Linked DNA regions of Homo sapiens: region 2 is linked to region 1. Evidence: read pairs that join two places in POLR2A ChIA-PET (ENCODE). Cell type or tissue: PC-9. All regions are shown on one strand. Each heading gives the region's core, and the rest is flanking DNA. Links, peaks and the distances in the headings are about the cores only.

Region 1 (7,918 bases), core at 2,224-6,223:
ATGGACTCCACAGCAGACACTGACCCTCTGGGGACTCAAAATCCAAAAGACTCACCTTGCAAAAAAAGATAGATTAGGAAGTTTGATTTACTTGATTTACTTTACAAAGCACTATTAAGCTCTTCAGTCCATTCATTACTTAAGAAACTTTGTCTACTGTGTGCTGAGTGCTCGCCTTGATGGGGAGAATTTCAAAGGTGATATGGCTGTGATCCTACTATAAGGGATAGCAGGATCTGTCCCAAGTGATACACCTGGAATGAAACCTCTTAGAAGACAACCTGCCAGAGTAGAGACAGGTATAAAGTGCAGTGACACCACCAGAAAGGGTGACAAGACCATTCTAAATACCTCTAATTTCTCATTTTAAATTCTAAAATGCCCTTAATTTATAATATCTGTATGTATTGGGCCTCATTTATTCTTGGATAGACTTGGCTGAACCCAATTGTCACCTTATTTCTGAACCCTTTGTTGATCTCTCCAATAGAATAAATTCTCCCTTTTCTAGTTTCCCTTTGTTAGGCCAGCGAGAATACCTTTTAGAGGTGACTAGTGTAATATTTGCTATGTATACACCTTTCTGCCTGGACACTAAACTACCTGAGAACAAGCTCTTTGACTTATATGCTCTGAACTAGCAGAGTGCCCAGGACATAATAAATATGAATTAATGCATGAATGTTTGTTGAATTGAATTTGAGAATTGCCCAAATTCAAAGCAGAGATGAATGGCTTAGGATACCCAGGGTCTTAGATTTGCTGTTTTCTCTAATCAAACTTTGTTTATGAACCAAGAAGAAGAAAAAATAAACCATACAATACAAAAATAAATGATTTTGGCCAAGTGCAATGGCTCACGCCTATAATTCCAGCACTTTGAAAGGCCAAGGTGGGCAGATCACTTGAGCCCAGGAGTTTGAGACCAGTCTGGGAAGCATGGTGAAACCCTGTCTCTACAACAAAATACAGAAAACTAGCCAAGTGTGATGGCATGCACCTGTGGTCCCAGCTACTCAGGAAGTTGAGGTGGGAGGATCACCTGAGCCTGGGAAGTCAAGGCTGCAGTGAGCCGTATTCATGCCACTGCACTCCAGCCTGGGCAACAGAGCAAGATCCTTTCTCTAAATAAATAAATATTTAAAATTAAAAAATGATTTTTCATGAACTATTAGAACTATAAGGAAGCTTTGATCAGACCATGGTTTAAGTTTTATAATTTTAAAGAGATAAATACAAACTTGAAAAATTTGAATAATTTACTATAGATTTCCCCAAGATTCCTCCTGTGAGAAGGGACATCATCCTTTGGAGAGAACTTAACTTTATTCCATTTTAATAATGTAGATTCACCTCTGGGCCAGGTCTAGACGATCTCTAGGGGAGTCAGAGAAAAGTGAAATCAGTTATTGTGAGACATTTCATCTACATTATGTAATAATTAGCTGTTGAAAATCCTGGGGTTTTTTTTTTTTTTTTTTAGCTTTGTATTCCTTTCCAGCTATTTAGTGAACATTAATATCTATCTTTTATACCTAACAAAAAAAACCCTCAAATTCCAGATTAACTAGAATCTCATCTATTTCCTGGGTGGACCTAGCTATCTGTTATTCCAAGGAAAGATTACCAAAAAGGGGGCAGAAAACTAAACTCATGACCAAAAATGATTGTTTCGTCTGGAAGAAAGTGTTGAATTAAATACTTTGAGACGAAATAAGGATTTTTTAAATTATGAGATTCGATTTCTCTTCTTTGTCAAGTTGTAAACAAATAGATAACATTTTATATAATACTATTCTGCTCCAAGAATATTTGATGTCAATTCTTTCTCTTTCTAACCAGTATCCTGAATGGAAATTTTAACTACTAAGATAAATCTAAGTTTTAAATTATATTTCTTCACTAGCTGAGGATAGAAGTAAATGGAGTAACTTTTACCTAATGTTTTGAGGCACATTTTTTGTTTGTTTGTTTGTTTTAATTTAGGGAATGTAGCAATAGCTATGACTCTTAACTATAACCTGAGATCCAGACATCTTAGATTATATACCATTGACTTGATGATTGATTTTAATCAAATTACATAAGTTGTTCTTACTTTTCTACCTCATCAATAAATATAGTGGTTAATGTGCCCTTGTTTTAACTTAGAAAGAGATCATGAAAATGTATCGGTATTTGCAGATTGAAATGGCTGTCTCCACTCTTGGGATAAAACATATCCAAATTTAAAAATTGTAAGGAATTGCAAAAAAAAGAGAAAGGCTATATAAATTCACTGCCAAATAAGGGGACAAATATATGCACCAAAAGGATTTTTTAAAAAAAGAGAACCTCTGGGCACTGAAGTGTTCAAGGAAGGCTTTTAAGAAGATGGGAGTTGAGGTGAACATTAGTGTTTACATAGAATTTAGACAGATAAGAGAGAAGAGCTGTACTATAGGGGGTCTTTATATTTGGACAATAGCAGGAAAAAAAGGCTTCTGCTATGGATTTTGAGACACCAAGTATACTAATTTTGCAGAAGGAATGAGGAAATATAAGGAAATAGGCAAAGAGAAGTTTGGGGAAGTGGTTGAAAACAAAATCTTGAATTCCAGACTAATGAGGTTAAAAGTATTCTGTGACTAAAAGAGAATCATTGAAGGTTCTTCTAAAAACAGAAGTGGGAGAGTGGGTGTCTTGAAGGGGGTATTAAGAAGTTAATTTGGTTATTGCGTTAACTGTGTTCAGGATAATTAAAGGGAGAGAGGCTTTAGTAGATAAACCAGCCAGAAGACTATTTCAGAAATCCAGATATAAAATAAAGCAGACAAATCTAAAGTGATAGCCAGGAAATTATGAGGACAGAGGGAGAGATGTTTTTAAAAATCACATGAAACAAATGGCCTTCAAGCATAAGAAAAAGATGCTTGTTCACTGTATGGGAAATGCAAATTAAAACTGTGAGAGGCCTGGCGCAGTGGCTCACGCCTGTAATCCCAGCACTTTGTACTTTGGGAGGCCGAGGCGGGCAGATCACTTGAGTTCAGGAGTTTGAGACCATCCTGGACAACATGGTGAAACCCCCGTCTCTACTAAAAATACAAAAATTAGCTGAACATGATGGCTCAAACCTGTAGTCCCAACTACTTGGGAGGCTGAGGCAGGAGAATCGCTTGAACCCAGGAGACAGAAGTTGCAGTGAGCTGAGATTGCGCCACTGCACTCCACCCTGGGCGACAGAGCGAGATTCCATCTCAAAAAAAAAAAAAAAAAAAAAAAAAACTACCGTGAGATACCATTTCTAATTTATCAGACTGGCAAAAATTCAAAAGCTTACAAGTTCTATAGGCAAGGTTGTAGGAAAGCAATCACCACTGTTATTGCTTCCTGGTGGGAAGACAAAATGGTACAATGGCTGTTGAAGGAAATTTGGCAGTATAACACAACTCCATATGCATTTACCCTTGGACCCCACAACACCCCTTCTAGGAATTTACCCTGGTGACATACATCCTCAGATTCAAAACAGCATATTCACCATGCTATTTATTGTGGTGTTACTTGTGGTAGTAAACTATCAGAAACAACCTAAATGCTTGTCCATGGAAGACTGGTTGAATGAATGGGGTACATATACACAATAGAGCACTCTGCAGCTACCAAAAGAGCAAAGACGATCCGTATGAACTGATGGTGATTTCATGACACACTGTTACATGGAAGGCAAGGCACAAAGGTACACATAGTATGCTACTATTACCAGGGGTCCTTGCTCCCAGAGCTCCTAAGATGGTGGCAGGCCACTTCCAAAATGGCGGCAGGCCGCTTCCAAAATGGTTGCAAGCCTCATGTTCTCTGACCTGAGGTTCTTGGCCTCATGGATTCCAAGGAACGGAATCTTGCGCCATGAGGTGAGTGTTATAGCTCTATTAGAAGCTGTGGGTCACGGAAGAGAACCGTGGAACCCAGTGACTAGTGTTCAGCTCGATTAGGATGAACCTAGGCACTTAGTCATGCAGGAACAATGGCAAGCCTTTAGCCAGATCAGGAGTGGCAATGGGCACCTCGCTGGATCAGGAGCACAGTGGACACCCTGCCTGATCTGGAGGGATGGAAGTCAGCGGCAGGTCTGTGACAGCGGCAAACAGCAGTGGTGGACGCGAGCGAAACTTCAGCTTGAGCCGTAACAAACATGGACCAGAAGAGTGCAGTTGCAAGATTTAATAGAGTGAAATAGAGTGGAAACAGAGCTCCCATATAAAGGGAGGGGACCCAAAGAGTGTAGCCGTTGCTGGCTGGAATGCCTGGGTTTATATCCTGATCATTGTCCCTCCCTCTGTGCTCTCAGGGGATAGATGATTGGCTATTTCTTTAACTCCTGTCTTTGCCTAATTAGCATTTTAGTGAGCTCTCTGATTGGTCCGGTGTGAGCTAAGTTGCAAGCCCCATGTTTAAAGGTGGATGAAGTCACCTTCCCAGCTAGGCTTAGGGATTCTTAGTCAGCCTAGGAAATCCAGCTAGTCCTGTCTCTCACTACCTTTGTGGTAAGAAAATGGTGAGATAAAATGTATGAGTGTATTTACATTTTTATTTACTTTGGCAAAGAGAAAAAAGATAACTAAGAAACTAATGAAAGTGGTTACCTATAGAGAAAGGTAAAGGAGATGGGCAGGACTTCACTAGCTATATCTTTTTATTTTTTAATCTTTTTTTTTTTGAGACAGAGTCTCGCCCTGTTGCCCAGGCTGGAGTGCAACGGCGTGATCTTGGCTCACTGCAACCTCCGCCTCCCAGGTTCAAGCAATTCTCCTGCCTCAGCCTCCCAAGTAGCTGGGATTACAGGCACCTGCCACCACACCTGACTAATTTTTTGTATTTTTAGTAGAGATGGAGTTTCACCATGTTGGCCAGGCTGGTCTTGAACTCCTGACCTCGTGGTCCGCCAGCCTCAGCCTCCCAAATTGCTGGGATTACAGGCATGAGCCACCGCTCCCGACCTTAATCTTTTTTAAAAAAATTTTTTTTTAAGAGATGGGGTCGCACTATACTTACCAGGCTGGTCTTGAACTCCTGGCCTCAAGCAATCCTCCCATTTCGGCCTCACAAAGTGCTAGGATTACAGGCATGATCTACCGCACCCAACCTTTAGCTGTATCTTTCTAGTTATGATTTGAACCAGATAAATATTTTACATATTCATAACAAATGACATAGTAAGTAGTGTGAATGGACTCCCACTAGCCAAATGTAGGACAATTAGAGCATTTTTTTTTAAATGGGTGATAATTCCAACTCAATTAATATTTTAAATCCATGCATCAATAGTGAAGAAAAAGGAAGAGAGAGGGGAATAGAATAAAAGGGAAAGCTCTTTTTTACAGAAACAGTTCAGCTGTCATGTATTTCAGGAAAGAATTAGGAAATCATCATTTTGCATCCCCTAGTATATGAACCCAAAGGAGAATCATCAAATCATAAGTAGATATAAACACACTGGGTGGAAAGTTGCTATGGAACAAGATCATCACACAGACTCAAAGTACTACTACAATTAATAGTTAATTACAATGAAGAGATTTGCTGGTTACCAACTTAAACAAGTTATTATACATAACATCACTATTATCAGTTCCATAAACCTGACATTATATGTCTCCTGATGTGGTACTCAAGTAGATAATATCACCTCATATTCTTTTTGTTTTGTTGTTTTGTTTTGAGACAGGGTCCCCCTGTCATCCAGGTTTGAGTGCAGTGGCTTGATCATGGCTCCTGAGCTCAAGTGATCCTCCCCGCTCAGACTCCCAAGTTCCTGGGACTACAGGCATGCACTATTAGCCTGGACTAATTTATTTTTTGTAGAGGTGGGGTCTAGCTATGTTGCCCAGGCTAGTCTCAAACTCCTGGCCTCAAGCAGTCCTCCCACCTTGGCCTCCCAAAGTACTGGGATTACAGGTGTGAGCCACCGTACCCAACCCTCACCTCGTATTCTTGACAAAAGTGTCTAGATCACTGATTTTCAACTGGAGGCAATTATGCTTCCATGAAACACTTGTCGATGTTTCAGACAGTTTTGATTGTCGTGACTGGAAGGTTGTTACTTGCATCTGGTGGATAGAGGTTGAGGATGCTACTAAATATTCTATGATGCACAGGACTGCTCCCCCACAACAAAGAAATCCCTAGTCCAAAATGTCAATAATGCTGAGGTCAAGAAAAATCGTATTTAGCCTCAAGATAATCACAAGATAAATCAAGAATGTGGGGTATCTATAAGACAACTGGCCTGTACTTGGAAAGAAAATTCAATATTAGGGGAAAAGTGAAAATTAGGGAATTAAAAAAATAAAGAGATAAAACAATCAAGAAAATGCAGAAGTATTTTTATTTTTATTTTGAGACAGTGCTCTATGTCTGAAGTGCTCTGTCAGCAGAAAGGACTTAGAAGCTACAATACCCCAGCAGCAGTAAACACAAGTGCCTTGATTGTGGTTTCTAATACCATTCTCCAATAAACAATACCAAGGCTCCTTAGAGAATTGGCTGATTTGGGGACTGGGACAGGAAATAAACAGGATGAGCCTGCAGCATCTTGTAATGACAGAATGTAGGAGGATAGAAAGGGGTATAGCTCAGAGGTAAAGCATTTGACTGCAGAAAGTAAGGAGGTGCTCAAAGGAAAAAATCCACAATGATGGAAATATGTCAAAGGGACACAAGAGCCAACTGAAGAGCTCTCACTGGCCTAAGCTGGAACAATTTGGGCAATAATATAGATAGAATGGTATTAGATTATAACCCAAAGAATAAAATAAGTATCCATGAGTTCATACAAATATAAATAAATGGTGGATAAGTAAATAGGAAGGAGGCGACAAATCTTTCATGCAAAAGAATACCAAATAACTTATTTAAATATTCCTCTTTTAAGAAAGTGAAGGCCAGGCACGGTGGCTCACACCTGTAATCCCAGCACTTTAGGAGGCTGAGGCAGGCAGATCATAAGGTCAAGAGATCGAGACCATCCTGGCCAACATGGTGAAACCCTGTCTCTAAAAATACAAAAATTAGCTGGGCGTGGTGGTGCGTGCTTGTAGTCCCAGCTACTCAGGAGGCTGAGCCAGGAGAATCACTTGAACCTGGGAGGCAGAGGTTGCAGTGAGCCGAGATGGCACTGCTGCTCCCCAGCCTGGCGACAGAGTGAGACTCTGTCTCAAAATAAGAAAGAAAGTGGAGCATCACTCCCTACTACTTCTTACCTGTGACTTTTATCCAAGAGCACAGTATGGAAAGGGCAGGGGCAGAAGGACTTTACAGTGTAGAAAGCTGACAAACACTACGTCATACATGTGATAAAGGGAAACATCACCAGGGATAAATCATATGGATTGAATGTACTTTTGATACAATGTAATGAGAACCACTTTACCTCTATAGTCTTTCTGCCAAAAAACCATGACCCCAGTCTAGTAGTGAAGAAAATATCAGACAAATCCCAACGGAGGGACATTTTGTAAAATACCCAATTAATACTCAAAACTGTCCAGTTCATTAAACAAGTCAAGTCTGAGAAACTGTCACAGCCGAAAGGAGCCTAAGGAGATATGATGAGTAAATGTAATGTGGCATCTCAGGTGGGATTCTGAAACAGAGAAAAGACACTAGGTAAAAACTAAAGAAAGCTGAATAAATTACGGACTTTACGTTAGTAATAACCACATTATAATAAAAATAAAGGGCCTGATAGAGCTATTTGGGGTTTTAGAAATGTCCTATATCTTGATTGTTGGAGTGATTGCATGACTATAAGCATTTGCCAAAATTTATAGAACTGTACACATAAAAAGGGCAAATGTTACTCTATGAAAATTGTATTTCAATCAATCTGGCTTGAAAAGTAGTCCAAGCATGGTAGCTCAGACCTGTAATCCCA
Region 2 (6,406 bases), core at 72-4,071, 300 kb before region 1:
CCCATTGCTTTAAATCACCATTATGCTGGTGTTCTTGCCTCAAATTTCTATCACCGTTTACCTTCCGGACATCCCCAACTAGATGTTTAATAAGCACCTAAAATGTAATAATAAAAATAACATGTCCAGGCGCGGTGGCTCACGCCTGTAATCCCAGCACATTGGGAGGCCTAGGCAGGCGGATCACCTGAGGTCGGGAGTTCAAGACCAGCCTGACCAACATGGAGAAACACCATCTCTACTAAAAATACAAAATTAGCCGGGTGTAGTGGTGCATGCCTGTAATCCCAACTACTCGGGAGGCTGAGGCAGGAGAATTGCTTGAACTCGGGAGGTGGAGGTTGTGGTGAGCCGAGATCACACCACTGCACTCCAGCCCGGGCAACAAGAGCGAAATTCCATCTCAAAAAATATAAATAAATAAATAAAATAAAACATATAAAAATATAAGAATAACATATAAGATATATGTCATACATATATAATATAACATATAAAATATAATAATAAAAATAACATACGTGGAACTTTTACATTTCTACCTATTACCATGGTCCCCAAGCCTTTTCTTTCCCAGGGAATGGCACCATGATTTATCCATTTTTGCTGAAGCCAAAAATGGAACAGAATCATTCTTGATTCTCTCCCTTTCCCTCGTTTCTCCTCACTGAGTCATCAAGAGATATTGTTGGCCCCACCACTAACATTTATCTTGCAGCTATGAATCTGTGGACTTTCTCCCCCTGCACTGCCACCATCCTGGTTAATTCCACCATCAGTGTTGACCTGGTTAATCCCACCATCAGTGTTGACCTGTTTCACAGCAATTGCCTCTACTTCCACTGCTGTTCTTCTACAGTCATTCTCCACAGAGAGTAAACTTCCAGAGTTCAAAAGAGATTTTTTTTTAATGACTTTATTGATCCTGAAATAAAGTCTAATTTTTTTTAAGTTATCTTCAAGGGCCATTATGATCTAGCCTCTTTCTACCTCTCTGAACTAGTCTTTGACACACCTCCTTTTTGCTCATCACACTTGGCCATATCTCTGTCTCGCTTTCTGTCTCAAGCCCTTTCCCTTGTTTCCCCTGCCTGGAATATGCTTCCTTTGGTCTTTGTATGATGGATGCCTTCTCAGCCTTCATATCACTTCCTTTGAAAGACCTCCCTCAATATCCTTGCTAAGGTAGATCTTTAATCTCACCTGCCCAATTCCTGTCTGCCTTCAGCATGTTAATTTCCTCTTTGATATCTATGTGAATCCAAAACCATATTGTTGATTTGGTGACTGTTGGTTTTCTCATTCTAGGATACAAATTCAATGGAGGCCATGCATCTCATTAACTGTGGTATTCCCATGGCCTGGAACAATATCCAGCACATAGAAAACCTTCAATAGAAGAATACATGAATGAATAAATGACATTTGAAATTAATTTTGGAAGATAAGTGATAGAGGCAATAATAAAGTTTGGAGCTGTAATTTTTTTCTTTATTCTTCTAGTACTGACATCATTTTATGGTGATGTACACGGTACTGTCTCATTTTAAGTATAGACATTAGAGCAACTGGTTGGAGAGAAGACACTGTTATAAAATGAAAGCAACATCAATTGCATTTAGGATATTTGGATTCTGGTCTCAGCTTTACTACTAGCTCAGAGTGGCTATTAGCATGCCACTCCTCTGTGGGCTTATTTCACTTGTAAAATCACGGAGCAGATGAGCTATTTTCTAATGTTCATTCTGATCCATTAATTACCATCTTGAATCAGTGTCACTTGTGATTTTACTATTAGTCCATGTTGCCATCATATTGCTTTTTTCATATTCTCTGTTTTAGTTTCTTTCCAAACTTTCTCCTTCTGCCTTTTTCCTCAATATTTACAATATTTCTTTTTTTGAGACAGAGTCTCACTCTGTCACCCAGACTGGAGTGCAGTGGCGCAATCTCCGCTCACTTCAACCTCTGCCTCTCGGGTTCAAGTGATTCTCCTGCCTCAGCGTCCCAAGTAGCTGGGATTACAGGTGCCCACCACCATGCCAGCTAATTTTTTTGTATTTTTGGTAGAGGCTGGGTTTCACTATGTTGGCCAGGCTGGTCTTGAACTCCTGACCTCGTGATCCACCCACCTCGGCCTCCCAAAGTGCTAGGATTACAGGCATAAGCCACCGCGCCCAGCCAATATTTAAAATATTTCTTAGCACTTTGAGCTCTTCCCCAGATACTGTTTTGCCTTAAAAGGCTAATTTTGCAGATGGACTTGAGATTAACTTGGTTAGTCTTGAGACAGACTTAATACAGATGTTATCTATTCAGCTATGCATATAATAAATGAGGAACAAGTAACGTTGCTTCTTTGTTCCTGCAGTACGTGTTTCTTGCAATATAAGAGAATGATGATGAGAATAATAATAATTGTTATTGCTGGCATTCAGGAAGTTCCAGGAGAAGGTAGTTCCAAATAGCAAAACATTGTACTTAACAGAGGTTCTTCTAAGGAGTTAAAAACTTTATGTGGCTTTTGAAGAAATAGAATACCTTCTAAGACGACAACAACAGTAGAACAAATTTTACAAAGCCATGAAAATTAGAATTAGAAATATATTAGGTGGCCAGTGGTGGTAGAGTCAGGATAGAAAATAGAAGAAACCAAAAATAAAGTCAGATAGAACAAGGGTGGATGCAGTTAATGAAAATTTTTGGTGGTTATGTAGATTACTTTTTAATCCTTTCGCAAAGCTAAGTAAGCATATGAGTTGGCAAGCCTAGGCTGCCATTCCAAGAAAAATTAAAAAAAAAAAGAACCAACAAAAGTGCAAAAGACTAACAGAGTAAATAGGTAAGAAACAGGACTGTGTCCTTAGGCCAGATTTGCTAGGCCCCAACTCAAAGGCAGGTTTTGCTTTAAATGGAATGTTCTAATAATGTCCCTTAGGCTGTGGACATACTTTTCAGACTTACTCCTGGCAGTCATGGGATTCCCTTCTTCAACTCACTTTTGTGCAGAGAAAAAAGAAGATAGAAACTTTGGGAAAAATGAAGTTGTACCTTACATGGGGAAAACTGAAGTCTCCCAGGAATGAGGTAGCATGAGAGAGATACCCAGAGTTCTACTAACCATTCACACATTTGCTTTCTCCATGGATATTTTAGAGACAGGGCCTCATTCTGTCACCCAGGCTGAAGTGCAGTGGTACAATCACAGTTCACTCTGGCCTCAAACTCCTGGGCTCAAGTGATCTTCCCACCTCAGCCTCTTGAGGAGCTGGGACCACAGGCACGTACTACCATGCCCACTTAATTTTTTTTTTAAATTTTTTGTACAGACAGGGTCTCACTAGGTTGGCTAGGCTGGTCTCAAACTCTGGTCCTGAAGCAATCCTCCTGCCTCAGACTCCCAAAGTGTTGGAATTATAGGCATGAGCCATCATGCCTGGCTTCCCCACAGATAAATATATATATTTTTATTATACTTTAAGTTCTAGGGTACATGTGTACAACATGCAGGTTTGTTACATATGTATACATGTGCCATGTTGGTTGTTGCTCCCATCAACTCGTCATTTACATTAGGTATTTCCCCTAATGCTATCCCTCCCCTCGCCCCCCCACCCCCCGAAAGGCCCCATTGTGTGATGTTCCCCGCTCTGTGTCCATGTGTTCTCATTGTTCACCTCCCACCTATGAGTGAGAATGTGCGGTTTGGTTTTCTGTCCTTGTGATAGTTTGCTTAGAATGATGGTTTCCAGCTTCATCCATGTCCCTACAAAGGACATGAACTCATGTCCTTTTTTATGGCTGCATAGTATTCCATGGTGTATATGTGCCACATTTTCTTAATCCAGTCTATCATCGATGGACATTTGGGTTGGTTCCAAGTCTTTGCTATTGTGAATAGTGCCACAATAAATATACGTGTGCAGGTGTCTTTATAGTAGCATGATTTGTAGTCCTTTGGGTATATACCCAGTAATGGGATCACTGGGTCAAATGGTATTTCTAGTTCTAGATCCTTGAGGAATTGCCACACTGTCTTCTACAATGGTTGAACTAATTTCCACTCCCACCAACAGTGTAAAAGCATTCCTATTTCTCCACATCCTATCCAGCATCTGTTGTTTCCTGACTTTTTAATGATCACCATTCTAACTCACCACAGATGTTTTTGAGAGCTTATTGTGTACAAGGCACTGAGCTAGACATCAGATATAAGACTAGAAAAACAAACCTAGTCACTGCCCTCATAGCACTTACTATCTTATCAAATCTAAAATCCAGGCCCGAAGTAAATAAAAACAAAACCAAAAAACTACTTTTGAAGATACTAATGAATATATTTTAAGAAAACTTATCACTAACACATCTGAAGTTTATATTTGTATCTAGGATGCTAGATAAAATAACAAATTTTTAATATGAGTATGTCTCAGATATGTCAAGGGACATACCTATATTGAAGTGTTTATTTGTTGCTTATCTGAAATTTAACTCAGCATCCTTTGTTATTATTTGGTAACCCTAATTTATACCTAAACAATTTTAAGACTAGGGTTAAGAATACCAGTACTGTGACATTGGTGTAAGTACTGAGGCATAACTTTTTTTTTCAAATGGGGTTGGAGCATTTGAAAGGATTTAAGGTGTAAGGACTGACCAAAATCCCAGTATCCCATGACATCAGTAAGTCAGGGGATTTCCTATTTTTCCATGTCATGAAGTTTTCCTTGAAATCATCATCATAAAGGAACATGGATTGTGTAACCATTGTTTATTTTGCCAATATTTATGTTGGGACAGTTGTTTATTTATTTATTAAATTTATTATTATTTATTTATTTTTTGAGACGGAGTCTCACTCTTGCCAGGCTGGAGTGCAGTGGCACAATCTCAGCTCACTGCAACCTCTGCCTCCTGGGTTCAAGCAATTCCCCTGCCCCAGCCTCCCAAGTAGCTGGGACTATAGGCGCGCACCACCACCCCCAGCTAACTTTTTTATTTTTAGTAGAGATAGGGTTTCAACATGTTGGCCAGAATGGTCTCGATATCTTGACTGTGATCCGCCCACCTCAGCCTCCCAAAATGTTGGGATTACAGGCATGAGCCACCGCGCCTGGCCTAACTTTTAATTTTTGTGGGTGCATAATAGGTGTCTATATTTATGGGGTACACAAGATGTTTGATACAGGCATGCAGTGCATAATAATCACATCATGGAGAATGGGGTATCCATCTATGTTGGGACATTAAGATTGGTTTTCCCGTTTATAACAGTATCTGTAAGCCAACAAGTAAAGTCTCTCCACACCATAGTGGTTATTTCTTTGTAGTTTAGTAGAAAGACAAACTCATTCTGCACCTTTTAAGATACTTTACAAACTGTCCTTCTCTATACCGGACCCTTAAACCTTTATAGTGGGACACACTTGTGTGTGTGTGTGGGGGGGGCGGGGAGGGGGGAACTGCTACAGCTAACCTCAGAGCTGCCACAACAAGGGCCTTTTATTTATTTGTTTTTTTTTTTTGAAAGCAACTGAATTTACTTTTTATATAAATCTTGTGTAACAAGAGATATTAAATTTGGATCAAAATTTTAGACAGGAATATATCAGGCAACAGAGAAACCAAAAAGACATATTAACCAGATAACTATTGAACCTCACATTTTTTCAAGGCTTATGTTAAAATTCAAGTTTTATAATCCTTAATTTGTTTTGGATGCTATTTGAAAGGCCTAAATTATTTGTTTTTAAAACGAAAACACCATCAGACTAACAGCTGATCTCTCGGCAGAAACTCTACAAGCCAGAAGAGAGTGGGGACCAATATTCAACATTCTTAAAGAAAAGAATTTTCAACCAAGAATTTCATATCCAGCCAAACTAAGCTTCATAAGTGAAGGAGAAATAAAATACTTTACAGACAAGCAAATGCTGGGAGATTTTGTCACCACCAGGCCTGCCCTAAATGAGCTCCTGAAGGAAGCACTAAACATGGAAAGGAACAACAGGTACCAGCCACTGCAAAAACATGACAAATTGTAAAGACCATCAAGGCTAGGAAGAAACTGCATCAACTAACGAGCAAAATCACCAGCTAACATCATAATGACAGGATCAAATTCACACATAACAATATTAACTTTAAATGTAAATGTGCTAAATGCTCCAATTAAAAGACACAAACAAGGGCCTTTTAAATGAATGCATCTATTTAGTTGCTTTCTGATCAGCTGTTGTCTTTCAGATTGTATGATTATAGGCAAAGCAACCATTGAAAGATTTGTAGATTTGGGAAATTTTGTAAGTAGTGTAGTTGTAGCACTGTTCCTTCACAGGAGAAAGTTTCCACCCGGTAGGCAGAAGTCTTAACCAGTAGTTAGTATTAACTGATGGAAACAGGGTCA

The links. ChIA-PET counts read pairs that join two places held together with the same protein. Peaks named below come from ENCODE experiments on the same cell type or tissue, not always from the same donor. Only the 100,000 strongest peaks of a DNase experiment are listed, where the experiment ranks them.
Region 2: POLR2A ChIA-PET joins it to region 1 with 9 read pairs; 2 of 35 experiments call an interaction of 5 or more read pairs at or near these places.

Annotation. Positions count from the first base shown.
Region 1 is chr9:76,243,101-76,251,018 of GRCh38, forward strand. The region is part of intron 24 of PCSK5 (proprotein convertase subtilisin/kexin type 5); the gene reads left to right. Among named protein-coding and RNA genes, the nearest start is that of RFK, 150 kb to the right of the region's middle. In PC-9, for the core only: no CTCF peak of the experiment used is centred there; a DNase peak (open chromatin) is centred at 4,501.
Region 2 is chr9:75,944,705-75,951,110 of GRCh38, forward strand. All of the region lies in intron 2 of PCSK5 (proprotein convertase subtilisin/kexin type 5), which reads left to right. Among named protein-coding and RNA genes, the nearest start is that of PCSK5, 57 kb to the left of the region's middle. In PC-9, for the core only: no CTCF peak of the experiment used is centred there; no DNase peak of the experiment used is centred there.